Regions from separate parts of the Mus musculus genome. Here region 2 is linked to region 1. The links are chromatin contacts, found by Hi-C or POLR2A ChIA-PET in ENCODE. All regions are on one chromosome and are shown on one strand. The core of a region is the stretch at or near the end of the contact, and the rest is flanking DNA. Distances in the headings are between cores, read along the strand shown.

Region 1 (6,169 bases), core at 833-3,332:
CCAAGCCCGACAACCCGAGTTTGATCCCAGGAGCCCATGTGAAAGGACCTACAGACAGAAGCATGCACAAACCAACACCTATACATGCTCACAAAAGATGGCTCAGCAGTTAAGAGCACTTGTCTCTCTTCCAAAAAAACCCTGGCTCTTCCTAGCTCCTACATGGTTGCTCACAAACGTTAACTCCAGTTCCAGAAGATCTAGTGCCCTCTTATGGTCTCAGAGGGCATCAGGCATTGCAAGTGGTGCAAAGGTATACATGTAAGCAAAATACAAATATACACTTAAAGTAAAAATAAAATCGGGGGGGGGGGGGGACACACCTGAAATTAGCATTCTAGAAGCAAGACAACTGTGTCATTTCCCAATTGGCATTACTATAACAACACTAATGTGCTAAAAACACCATGCTAAACAAATCCAAATACAGGTCTAATTCTGTTTCCACCAATGAGAAAATCCAAAGTCACACTGAATAAAAAGATTTCATCTCCATTCATTATGGATCTTTCACAAAATTAATTTAACTTTCTTCATTTTATTATTTGATTTGTTGGTTTATTGTTTTTTTGAGAAAGGATCTCTATAGTCCTGGCTGTCATGGAGTTTGATATGAAGACCAGGATGGCTCTGAACTTACAGAGATCCTCCTGCCATTGCCTCCTGAGTGTTGGGATTAAAGACACGGACCACCATGCCCAACTTTCTTAATTTTAAAACTTCTATCTGCTGTGGTATCCTGTTAAACTTTCTGAGAATGAAAACTTGAAAAAATTAAGGGATAAATAATTTGCCAACTAATTAATCCATTAAGCCCTGATGGCTTGTCCTGAAGTAGACAAGACAAATGCACAGGAAATGGAAGCAAAGTGAGTCTCGGGCTAGAGCTCTGGCTCTCAAGCCTGGACGTCTGCATTGGAGTCCCAGTTGTATTGTCTTGCTAGTTGTGTGCCCTCATTCAAGATAAACTTCCTTGCTTGCTGCCTCATGTAATAAAAGTGACAAAAATATATAATGTACCTGATATTTACCTCATGGGGAAACTGTGCAAGTTAAGTATCTTAGTGCATATAAAGCACTCAGCACATAAGCAGCCAATATTTATCACAATGATGCTCAACTTGGGAAAGAGCTCCCTCTTGCACCACAGAATTACACTACACATTCTTAAACTGTCCCCAAAGGCACAAGTCCTCGGCCATCTCCATCCCAAAAGATAAAGAACCGCTTTTTGTTGGAGATGCTGGGAAGCGAATACAGGGCTTGTTAATGCTAGGCAAGAGCTTTACCATGAAGCTACACCCCAACTCCTGAAAGCACTTTTCCGAAGACTAGGGTCCCCGAAATCTCCATAAATAAATTCTGACCTAAGCTACGTTAAAGACTAACGTTAGTTTTTTGCTTCACGCACTTATCAAGTTAGAACCTCAAAACATTTATCAAATTAGAACCTCAAAAACCTGGGGGGGGGTTGTTTGTTTGTTTACACAAGTTTATCAGTGCAGCATTATAAACTCCAGTTACACTTTCACATTCCTGGTTTGGGGAAGCCAATCCCGAGAAAGACTAGCTATTAATCTGCCCAAGGTCAACCAAAGAATTCTGAAGGTAAGTAACGGAAACCACCTCTCTGGACCCCGCAAACCCTAGGCTATAAACCCGGACTAAGAGAGCCCCGGGAGGTGCTTTGTTGAGCTAGGTCCCGGGCCCGCCAACCTCGAAGCCTTACCTCTTTGGGGTCTCCAGATCCAGTGAGCATCTTTCGTTCGTCCTCTAGTCCCATGTCGGGAGCCGGTTTGGGATCCAACAAGCGCAACCAGAGTAGTACTCCACTTCAGGTTTAAGAAGGACTAGTAAGGGTCACTCGACGGATATCCGGCGACCTGGCCGGAAGTGCGGCATACTCCTCGTAGTCCCGAACACACGCACAAATTGGGCTGTACTACTCGCTAGCTACGAGACGTAGGGGGAGCTGCTATATACGCCTGCAAAGAATTTGCTAAGAAACATCCTTTCGGTCACTTCTTGCCCAAATGTGTTGATCTACAGTATTTTTCCAAGTAGTATTCCCTAAGATACTTGAGTCATCTGCTCCTCTGTTTGACGATCTTTTAATGTTGTTTCTGTTCTTCCCCATATCCCTTATGGAGCGGTCCTAAAAGCTGACCTCTTCAAGATGGCGGCCCGCGGGTGTCATTCTCGGGCTCGCGCACCTCCCCAAGATGGCGGCGCCCGAGGCCTGGCGCGCCCGGAGTTGCTGGTTCTGTGAGGTAGCGGCAGCAACGACCATGGAGGCCACGTCCCGGGAGGCGGCGCCAGCGAAGAGCTCGGCCTCGGGCCCCAGCGCTCCCCCCGCCCTGTTCGAGCTGTGCGGGCGGGCAGTGAGCGCCCATATGGGGGTTCTGGAGAGCGGGGTGTGGGGTAAGTCGCGGAGTGAGGGGCGACCTCCGGCAGCGAGCGGGGGCGGCCCGGCGGCCAGGGGGCGCGGGGGGCGAGGCCGAGAGGCCCGGGGCCAGGCCCAGCTGGGAGCCCCGGGAGTTCGATGGTGGAGTCGGAACAGAAATTCCGTGACTGACAGGGCGGGACGGAGTGAAGCCTGAGACCGAGGGAGCCGGTGAAGCCGAGCCGCGGCTCGCCTGGGGGGCGCGGGGGGCGAGGCCAGAAGGCCCGGTACGGGGCAGAGCTGCCAGGGCCCTAGCGACGGGGGCTGGAGTAGCAGGCCGGAGCCACAGGCTCGGAACTGACACTGGGCTGGACCGGACTGAACGGAGGATTCTCGGATCTCGAACCGACGGGGCAGGGATGGCCGGGCTGCCCCGGGGCAGGGACCGACTTTGGCAGGCCCGACCCGAGGCAAGGAGGCCAGGCCCGCAGCCACCTGCGCTGCCGGCCCGGGGCCTCCGCTGTCCGCCGGGCACACCACCGGTACCTGGACTCCGGGAGCCCCGCGGATGGGCGGGGTGGGACAGCCCAGTGGAGAGCGAGCGAGGGACCGGAGTCGCGGGGAGAAGCCGAAAAGGCTGGGAGCGCCGTGGCCTGTTTGACGGCCCGAGCGAGGGCTGAAGGGAGCGCACCGACGCCCCAGACCTCGCTGCTAAACTGAGCTGCGGGTCTGCCCGCCGAGCAGGTAGCGCCGGTGGCCTTCTGGATGGACCGGGGCGGTGGTGGAGAAGGTAGGAAAGTGAGTGGAGGGCTCCGGGAGACGCTCCGTAAGCACGGACAGGCTCGGGAGACCGGCCGGCGGGAAGGGCCGAAGAGGCCTCAGGCCGGGCAGGGGCCAGGGTATCCCGGACTGCGGAGCTAGAGTCGGGTGAGACGCGTCATGGGGAAGAGGCCTTGGGCCGAATAGGAGGGAGCCGAGGCCTTAGTTGTGAGAGCGGCCGGTACGGAGGGGCTGGACCCGGCTAGACAGTCCGCTCCGCTCCGGTGTGAGCCAAGGCCTTCTGCTCCCCGACCAGATGGCAAGGAGGCCCTGCTGGAGGAGGATACCGCAGGCCAGCGGCCTGGCAACTTAAGCGGGGAAAGGGTCCACGACGTGAAAAGTGAGAGTAGAGAGTTAAAGAGAAAGTTAGGGCCTTCAGGGGAGACAAGGGAGGGAGGCCATGGGCCTGACAGAATTGGTGCTAGTGGAGTAGGGTCAGGCTGAAGTTGGATGAGATCACAGGTCGGGCCAGACGGAAGGTGGAGGAGGAGAGGGTAACATCAGAGGAGGCTCCTGGCCTTGGAGTGTGCAGGGGATGTGCCACCGGGACTATCCAAGGTGGTGGTGACATCTTTGCCAGAAGGCAGGCCCTGGTCCGTTAAGAACTGAGAGTGAGGGTTTTGTTAAGCCCCAGGAGGTGGGTTTGCAGGATTGCTGCCCCAGAATAGGTTGTAAGGCCTTAGAGTGGCCAGCACTGCTGAGAAGGCCCAAGCGCCTTCCAGGAGGTGGGGGTGGGGGAGAAGAGATGGATAAGAAGTCCTCAGGCCCTGTGTGAGCAGAGGAGATTGTGGAGGCCCCGTGCCAAGCTGCGCAGAAAAAGGTCAGGCTGACCCTATGGTGAATGGAAGGAAAGGCCTCCCTGGGGTTGAACAGGGGCTCAGAGAAGTCCTGGAAATGTGGCAGCCTGTTATCAGCCTGGAGAGTCTTTAGATGCTGATCTTGGCTAGAAGAGGAGTTGGGTGTTAATGGAGGCCCTGACTTGCAAAGAGGAAGCATTTAAAAGGAAAAAAGTACGGCTGGAAGCAAGCAAGGAACCTGTCTTAAGAATAAAGGAACAGTAGACTTTGTAGTTTGAAGAGATGAGAATTCCTGTGAGAGGTGTGAGAGGGGATTGCTAAGCAGGAGGGAGCAGAGTCCAAAGGAAAAGGGGGAAGCTCTGAAGGCATGGCTTTTCTTTCTGTGTACTCATCACTACTTCATTGTTCCCAGTTGAGAAGAGACAGGAGAACCTGCAGTGGGCTAGATCCAGTAAATAGCCACCCAGTCAGTAAGAACTTGACTCTGTAAGAACTTTTAGAGGTGCCAAGAAAAAGGCCTGTCAAGCGCTGCTGTTTCAGAGGGAGGCCTCAGGGTGAGCTAGGGAGCAGTCAGGAAAGGCTTCTGCCATTAGTGGACTAGCACTGAAGAGAGGGGAGTAAGTGGAGGCAACCCAAGTGTGTAGTGAGAGACAGTGGGCCAGGGAGATGCTCAGCAGGTCAGGCCAGACACTGCCATCAGCCTGACAACCTCAAGGCCATTCCTGGGACCCAACTAGCAGAATTGGATCTGCAAGTGACTGTCCTCTGACCTCATTCCTGCTGTGTGCCACATCTCTCAGTGATCTCTCATGATGAGAAAAGTTCATCGATGGTAGATGACCTTAAATATCAGGGTGTGAGATTTGAACTTTATCTTGTATGGAGTAGAGAGCTTTTGAAAGGTTTTGATCAGAGTATGTCATCGGGGGGGGGGGAGAGAAGAGGAGAGAGAGAGAGAATATAAAGATAGATGTCAGAGAAACAGTGTGTCAGATGATAGACCTACATTACTATAATAGCACAGGGAATTAATGTTCTCATTCAACAGGTACAGTGAATATTAATGAGTACCTAATAGATAAAAAAAAAGTACACTAGATTCTTAGGCCTCATGATTCAGTTATTCTTCAAGTAAAGAGAAAGTACACTGAGGAAAAGCTGTGTGTGCTGACTCACACCTGTAATCCTAGTTCTCAGGAGGCTGAGACAGAAGGATTGCCTCAAGTTACAAGGACGCTAGGAGAAAGACCCTGACTTTAAAAAACAGAGGTACGGGAAAGAGAGTATTCCTTTTACACAGGACAGGACAGTTGGGTTCCTAGCACCCATATCAGATCAAAACTGCATAGAACTCCGGTTCCAGTGGCCCAACACCTTTCAGCCTCTGCAGGCACCCTCACTCACTTGCACGTACCTCTATATAGACACACATATACATGCAATTTTAAAATAAAATATTTTTTAAAATGTAGGTCAAAGAATGAAAGTTTTGGTATAACTACAAGATCGTAAGCTTAATAGAGTAGAGATGCATAGACAGAATGAACATAATAATAGCCAGTATTCATTGATCTTATGGGCAGGTATTGTGTTAAACAAATTACAAGCATGATCTTTAATGTCATGAGGTAGTCATTTCTAATCTATTCCCTCTTCATACAACTCCTAATACACACATTTTGTTTTATTGAATCAGGATTTCGCTTTATTATCCCTGGCTGTCCTGGTACTCATTATGTAGCTCCAGCTAGCTTGAACTTGCAGCAGTCCTCCTGCCTCAGCCTCCCAAATGCTGGAGTAAGATTTTCCCCAACTTCTCTCTCTCTCTCTCTCTCTCTCTCTCTCTCTCTCTCTCTCTCTCTCTCTCTCTCTGCCGGGGGAAGAATAAATAAAGGCAATCCATAATCAAGACTAGCTTTGAATTCCTGATATTCTTGGTTCCAGGGAAAAACTGGTTTTGTTTTTTAAAGTATAATGAATTAGAGAAGAGTTATCTTTAATTTTCATGAGTATTTACTACCTTCATAGGAAGGTAGTAGCTCAGAGTATACTCAGAGCCCAGCCCAGCCTAGGCAGAAGTTTGCTGACCTCAGTGAGCAAGCAGCTTAGTTTTCCTTTCCTCTGAATTTCCAGCTGCCTTAAGATAGATAATGTTTAGAACCCAAGAAGG
Region 2 (5,867 bases), core at 723-3,222, 48 kb after region 1:
AAACAGTTATCAGGCCCTTCTCTTCACAGGCCGATACTCATATACAGACACCAACAAGAAGTACCTTCTAAGGACAGAAAAAGTGGCACATGCCATTAATCCTTCCACTCATCAGGCAGAGGCAAGTGGATCTCTGTCTGGTCTACACAGTGAGTTCCAAGTCAGTCAGAGAGCTACATAACAGAATTCATGTCTCAAAATAGACCAAAAAAAAACACCCAGCCAGGCATGGTGGCAAATGAATCCCTGATCTTGGAAACCAGAGGCAGGTCTCTAAATTCTGAGGTTAGCCTGATCTCTATAGAGCAAGTTTCAGGGGCAGCCAGGGATATCAGAGAAACTCTAAAGCTCTCATATGCCAAAATCCTACTTTTTTTTTTTAAACGCAGATTTTCATGTATTCCAGGCTGGCCTGAATATACTATGTAGTTAGGGAAGCACACAGAATATATTAGTACACCACCACCCCCACTTTTGGCAGGCCTGGAACCCAACATTACCATTCCTTGGTTTTGATATTCTCCTCCCACCAAGAAAACTGAAACTGTATTAATTTCTAGTGAACCTACCTGGAGGATAACAATTTTTTTAAGATTTATTTATTTATTATATGTAAGTACACTGTAGCTGTCTTCAGACACTCCAGAAGAGGGCATCAGATCTCATTACAGATGGTTGTGAGCCACCATGTGGTTGCTGGGATTTGAACTCAGGACCTTTGTAAGAGCAGTCAGTGCTCTTAACCACTGAGTCATCTCTCCAGCCCCAAGGATAACAATTTTATTAATCTTCTCCAATGCTTAGTATACTGTAAATTTTCATTAAAATTTACTTACGCGGGGCAGTAGTGGCAAACACCTTCACTTTCAACACTGGGTAGCAGAGGCAAGGGAACCTCTGTGTGAGTTCAAGGCCAGCCTGGTCTACAAACAGAGTTCCAGAACAGCCAGGGCTACACAGAGAAACACTGTTTCAAAAAAAAAACCTTAAGTGCCAGGTGTGCCTGGCACATGCCTACGACCACACACTGCATTTGGGAGACAGACCATAGTCTACAGACCTGGTGAGAAGCTCATCTCAAAAAAAAAAAAAAAAAAAAAAAAAGCTTCAAAAATGTATGAAAGGTACTTTCTCAAGATGACTATGAACCTCATTTTCCTTATTCCCCTAAACACTCACTACTGTCCCAGGCTGCCAGTCTTCATCATCTGATGATCTGTCTTCTGGTTTCCTCCTAGCCAACTGGCTGGGAGCTAAGCTCCTCCTCTGCAAGGGAGAACAGAAAGTGAGTTCCTGCAGTGATCCTGCAGCCAGGCCCCTTAAGTCAGCTTAAGGTCACACTTACCATCCTGGCCCCAGAAGCATCAAATGTCAAGTGCCCATCAGCGAAGTTAAAAGCACTCAGCAACAGAGAATGCAGGACCAGGGGATGCTATAAAAGGAAGTTGCTATATCATTGAAAATATTGTCTTAAGAGTCGGTATGAGGGGAGGGGATGCAATCAGAGGATGAGGCTTGGGTCCAAACCAGGAATGTCGGTCCCCAAGTTCCTCAAGGTCAAAATATCCAAAGCCAAGTCCAAGCGGAGCTGGGTCTAAATCTAGGATGGGAAAGAAGACAGATTGAAGTTGCAGATGAGCAAAGTGGAGTTGGAATAACGTCCCTAGCTGGGCTGCTTCCCTGAGAGTAACACCTACGAAAAAGTACAGTCTTAAGTACGAAGGCGAGACGCCTGAATTCTTAGGAGAGGGATAGAATTTACCAGAGCTGGACCGACATCAAACCTCAGTGTGAGGAAGGCAAGCAGAGACCTAGGAACGCCTTGTGGGAAGTTAAACAGGAACCCAGGAAGGACCAGTTAAAAATCCAGGTTGGGAGGAGGAGAATCTTAGAAGCTGAAGAGAGGCAAAGAGCGACTCCGGTATCTTTCCCCTTATTCTTCCTCTTCCCAAAGCGCGCGTTAAGAGCCTCCAGGCAGTGTCAATCGAACCTCCCGCCACTCTGCCACCACAGTCCCCTATTGGCTGCGTTCAGTGAACTTGACGCTCGACGATCCGGCCTAAAGGAAGGGGCGGGCCTAGGGCTGAGGCTAATAAGGGTCTTGGATTTCCGCCCAGAGGCTCAACAGACCACTAGGAGCTGTGGCTTATCCTGGTGGCAGCAACAGGCAGGTGCCAGAATTCTTACTTGCCAACGGTCCCTCTTCCTGGCTCCTGCCTTTGGCCGAAGCAGCTGAACCAAATAGATGTTTTGCACCGAAGTACTGTGCGGAGGAGTTGCTACTGGAATAGATTTCAAAAGGCAGCACATTTTTGGGAATTTGATTCAGGCTCTTTATTGTGCCAGACCTGGAGCAGAAATCTGAGCTGGAAGCAGGCAAGGCCAGTGGCCAGTCAAAAGGTGAGCGGAGGTGTTGGTGCTGCACTGCCAATTGGTCTGAGATGTCTTGAAATAAGCTAGCTGTCTTTTCCTGGGGCATAGTCACCCATTCTCTAAAAATCCGTTTTTCCTTTAAGTGATATTATTATAGTACCTCTCCTAAGGGATTATTCACAGGGTCTAATTAAAGTGAACAAAGTAGCTGCGCCTGGTAGCGCAGGCCTTTAATTATAGTACTCACTAGGCATAGGCAAGCAGATCTCTGTGAGACTAGCCTGGTCTTCATAATGAGTTCCAGGACAGCGACAGCTCTGTAGAAAGACCCTCCAAGAACGGGAAAAAAAAAAAGTGTTCAAAGTATTTAACATAGCCCCCATGTATTACCTAAGTGCTCACTAATCAAAATAGCATGCCCATTACACTTAATCACTATCTACTTAAAAGGATCTCCTTAGCTATTATAAATCATTTACTATCCTCAGATAAGGTTTATTGTCCCCATTTTGTCGTGTGTGTGTGTGTGTGTGTGTGTGTGTGTGTGTGTGTGTGTGGTGTCTTGGGGGCACTAGGAATATAGCATAGTGGTAGAACTTCGTGAGGCGGTCACTGCTGAGGTTTGTTGTTATTTGAGACAAGGTCTTGCTGTGTAACCCGGTTATCTTTAAACTTATGACCCTCTGTCATCCCCAGCCCGCCTAGCAGAAATGAGGATATACTAAAGAGATACTTATGTCCTTTCCTTGGCTTTTGGGAACAATGAACCGAAGAAATTTTAATTTCCATAGGAATATCTTGCTGGGAGACAAGAAGGCTGTGAGCAACTTAATGAAAAACAAAATCACATACACAAAAAGAACAGTTAACTTCTTTGCCATGACTATGAGGTCAGCCTGGGCTGTATAGTCAAAATCTGTCTCAAAATGGGGGGTATAAGGGATGTGTGGATGTGGATAAAAGCATGTGTCACCTAAGCCTGAGGACATGAGTTCAGTGCCCACAGCCCACACCAAGGTGAAAGGAGAGAACTGATCCACAAACTTGACCTCTGACCTCCATATGTACAGCATGGCACATGCGCACCCTCATACAAACATCATGTACATACACGCTCTAATAACAGAGAAATATTCTTTAAAGGAAAGAAACTCTACCTAGCCCTAGAAAATATATAAGTATTTCCTTTTTTTTTTTTAATCTCAATTTCTTCTTTTTTTTTTTTTTCTTTTTTTTTTTTTTTTCTGAGACAGGGTTTCTCTGTATAGCCCTGGCTGTCCTGGAACTCACTCTGTAAACCAGGCTGGCCTCGAACTCAAAAATCCACCTACCTCTGCCTCCCAAGTGCTGGGATTAAAGTCGTGCACCACCACACCTGGCAAGTATTTCCTTTTTGAAGGTTTGTTTTGCTTCTTTTGAGACTGGGTCTGATGTATCCAGTGCTAACCTCCTGTTTCTACTTCCTAGTGCTAAAATTATAGCCCTATGCCACCAGGCTCAACCTCCAACCTCCCTAATTTTTAACCCTATATCTGTGGGCCTACCTCCCCCCCCCCCCGCCCCTGCCCCTCAGCCATTGTACACCAGTGGCCATCAGGATGCAGAGGATCAGGGGAGCAGGGTCTTGGTGCTGAAAGGCAGGGGTGAACCAACCCAGGAGACTGTTTCACAGGACAGCTCATTCATTGAAGTATTGGGACTAGCTTATGTAGTCAGAGGGGAGGGGAGGAAAAAGGACCAGGGAGGACAGGATGTGTTGCAGTGGGGGCTGGGGCCTTTCAAGTATATCAGCTAAATTAGCAGATTGATAATCATATGATTTCTGAAAAACCAGTTCTCTAGCAGGGAAACAGAAGCCTAACTGGCTTTATCACAAGTGGCATATGTAGCTGAGCCTGATTTGGATAGGGAGTGGCCCCACTCCTGCTGTGCTTTCTGAGAGAAGGGCGTGAGGTAGATATGATCAACGCTCTACTGTCCCTTAATCTGGCTTGGAAACACACATATACTGTGACTTTTTCACCCCTAAAGATTAAAGAAGTTGATAGAGTCTGGTTTTTCCATTCTTTGGCCATTGTGCTGTTTGTTCAACTTGTTAAGTCTTTCACTTCAAGAAAAAGATAGGGGCTGGAGAGATGGCTCAGTGGTTAAGAGCACCTACCGCTCTTCTGAAGGTCCTGAGTTCAAATCCCAGCAACCACATGGCAGCTCACAACCATCCGTAATGAGATCTGATGCCCTCTTCTGGTGCATCTGAAGACAGCTACAGTGTACTTAGATATAATAATAAATAAATCTTTAAAAAAAGAAAAAGATGACCCTTTGGAGTGGGGTCTCTCTCAGGAGAGGGCCCCACAACAGCAACATCTTTTTCACAGGGACTTTGGGAGGTTTGGGTTTGTTGGTTTGGTTTTGTTGCTCTGGTTTAGGTTGGGTTTTGTTTTTGTTCTTTGTTGAGTCATATGCAGACATCTCACTATGTAGCCTCGTCTGGTCTAGAACTCATTTGAGATCCTCCTGCCTCAGCCTCCTGAAAGCTAGGATTACAGGGCTTCAACATCATGCCTAGCTATGGAAGAGGCAGACTAGAAAGACAGGAAAATCATGGAAACATGAGAGAAAGGAAAGGAGCCCCATCCCCTGGGATCTGTGAAGTCTCTAACCAGCCAAGAATCAAATAGTACAGCTAGGAGTGGGTGTGGTGGTGCACGCCTTTAATCCCAGCACTCTGAAGGCAGAGGCAAGCAAATATCTCTGAGTTTAAAGCCAGCCTGGTCCACAGAGCTAGTTCCAGGAGAGCCAGGCTACATAGAGAAACCCTTTCACTGAAAATAAAAAAATTTAAAAATCCAGCTAGGAGGCTGAAGAGATGGCTCAGAGATAAGAGGGCTGGCTGCTTTTCCAGAGGACCAAATTCAATTCCAAGCACCCACATGGTGGCTCACAACTATCTGTAACTCTAGTTCCAGGGGACCCAATACCTTCTTTTGGCCTCTGTAGGCACTAGGCGCAAATGTGGTATACAGATGTCTATACATGCAGGCAAAACATAACATTTGAAATGAAATTTTTAAGATTTTTAAAAAAATTCCAGCTAGCTTGGTCAATAGGGTGAGGGCCTGAGGCTGGAAAGATAGCCCAGTGGTTCAGTGCACGTCCTGCTATTCTAGAAGACCAGGGTTTGGGTTCTCACTGTGCACCTCTGAAGGCTTCTGTGCCTCTGCCCCTAGAGTGACTGGGATTAAAGGCAGGAATTACTATGCCTTGATAAACTACATTTTTTGTTTTTTGGTTGTTTTGGGGGCTTTTTTGTTGTTGGGTTTTTTAATTTTTTTTTAAATTTTATTTATATATTTATTTATTTATTTTGGTTTTTTGAGACAGGGTTTCTCTACGTAGCCCTGGCTGTCCTGGAACTCACTCTGTAGACCAGGTTGGCCTCAAACTCAGAAATCCGCCTGCCTGTACCTCCCAAGTGCTGGGATTAAAGGCAT

Evidence for each region. Hi-C counts contacts between places; a loop is a spot of excess contacts on that map. ChIA-PET counts read pairs that join two places held with the same protein, here RNA polymerase II (POLR2A).
Region 2: POLR2A ChIA-PET joins it to region 1 with 47 read pairs in embryonic stem cell. The contact joins the promoter of Rad54l here to the promoter of Lrrc41 in region 1. A Hi-C loop is called at or near these places in 1 of 37 maps with a recorded cell type or tissue (T-helper 1 cell). POLR2A ChIA-PET finds 5 or more read pairs at or near these places in 4 of 5 experiments (Patski and embryonic stem cell).

The regions. Positions count from the first base shown.
Region 1 is chr4:116,073,187-116,079,355 of GRCm38, forward strand. It overlaps Lrrc41 (leucine rich repeat containing 41), which reads left to right and starts at 2,083. Exons shown (of 10, transcript NM_153521.2): 1 at 2,083-2,421. The coding sequence starts at 2,223. It overlaps Uqcrh (ubiquinol-cytochrome c reductase hinge protein), which reads right to left and starts at 1,884. Exons shown (of 4, transcript NM_025641.3): 1 at 1,730-1,884. The coding sequence starts at 1,783.
Region 2 is chr4:116,121,717-116,127,583 of GRCm38, forward strand. Rad54l (RAD54 like (S. cerevisiae)) reads right to left here and starts at 1,973. Exons shown (of 18, transcript NM_009015.3): 1 at 1,346-1,973; 2 at 1,180-1,266. The coding sequence starts at 1,348. 2510003B16Rik (RIKEN cDNA 2510003B16 gene) reads left to right here and starts at 2,124. Exons shown (of 3, transcript NR_131048.1): 1 at 2,124-2,400.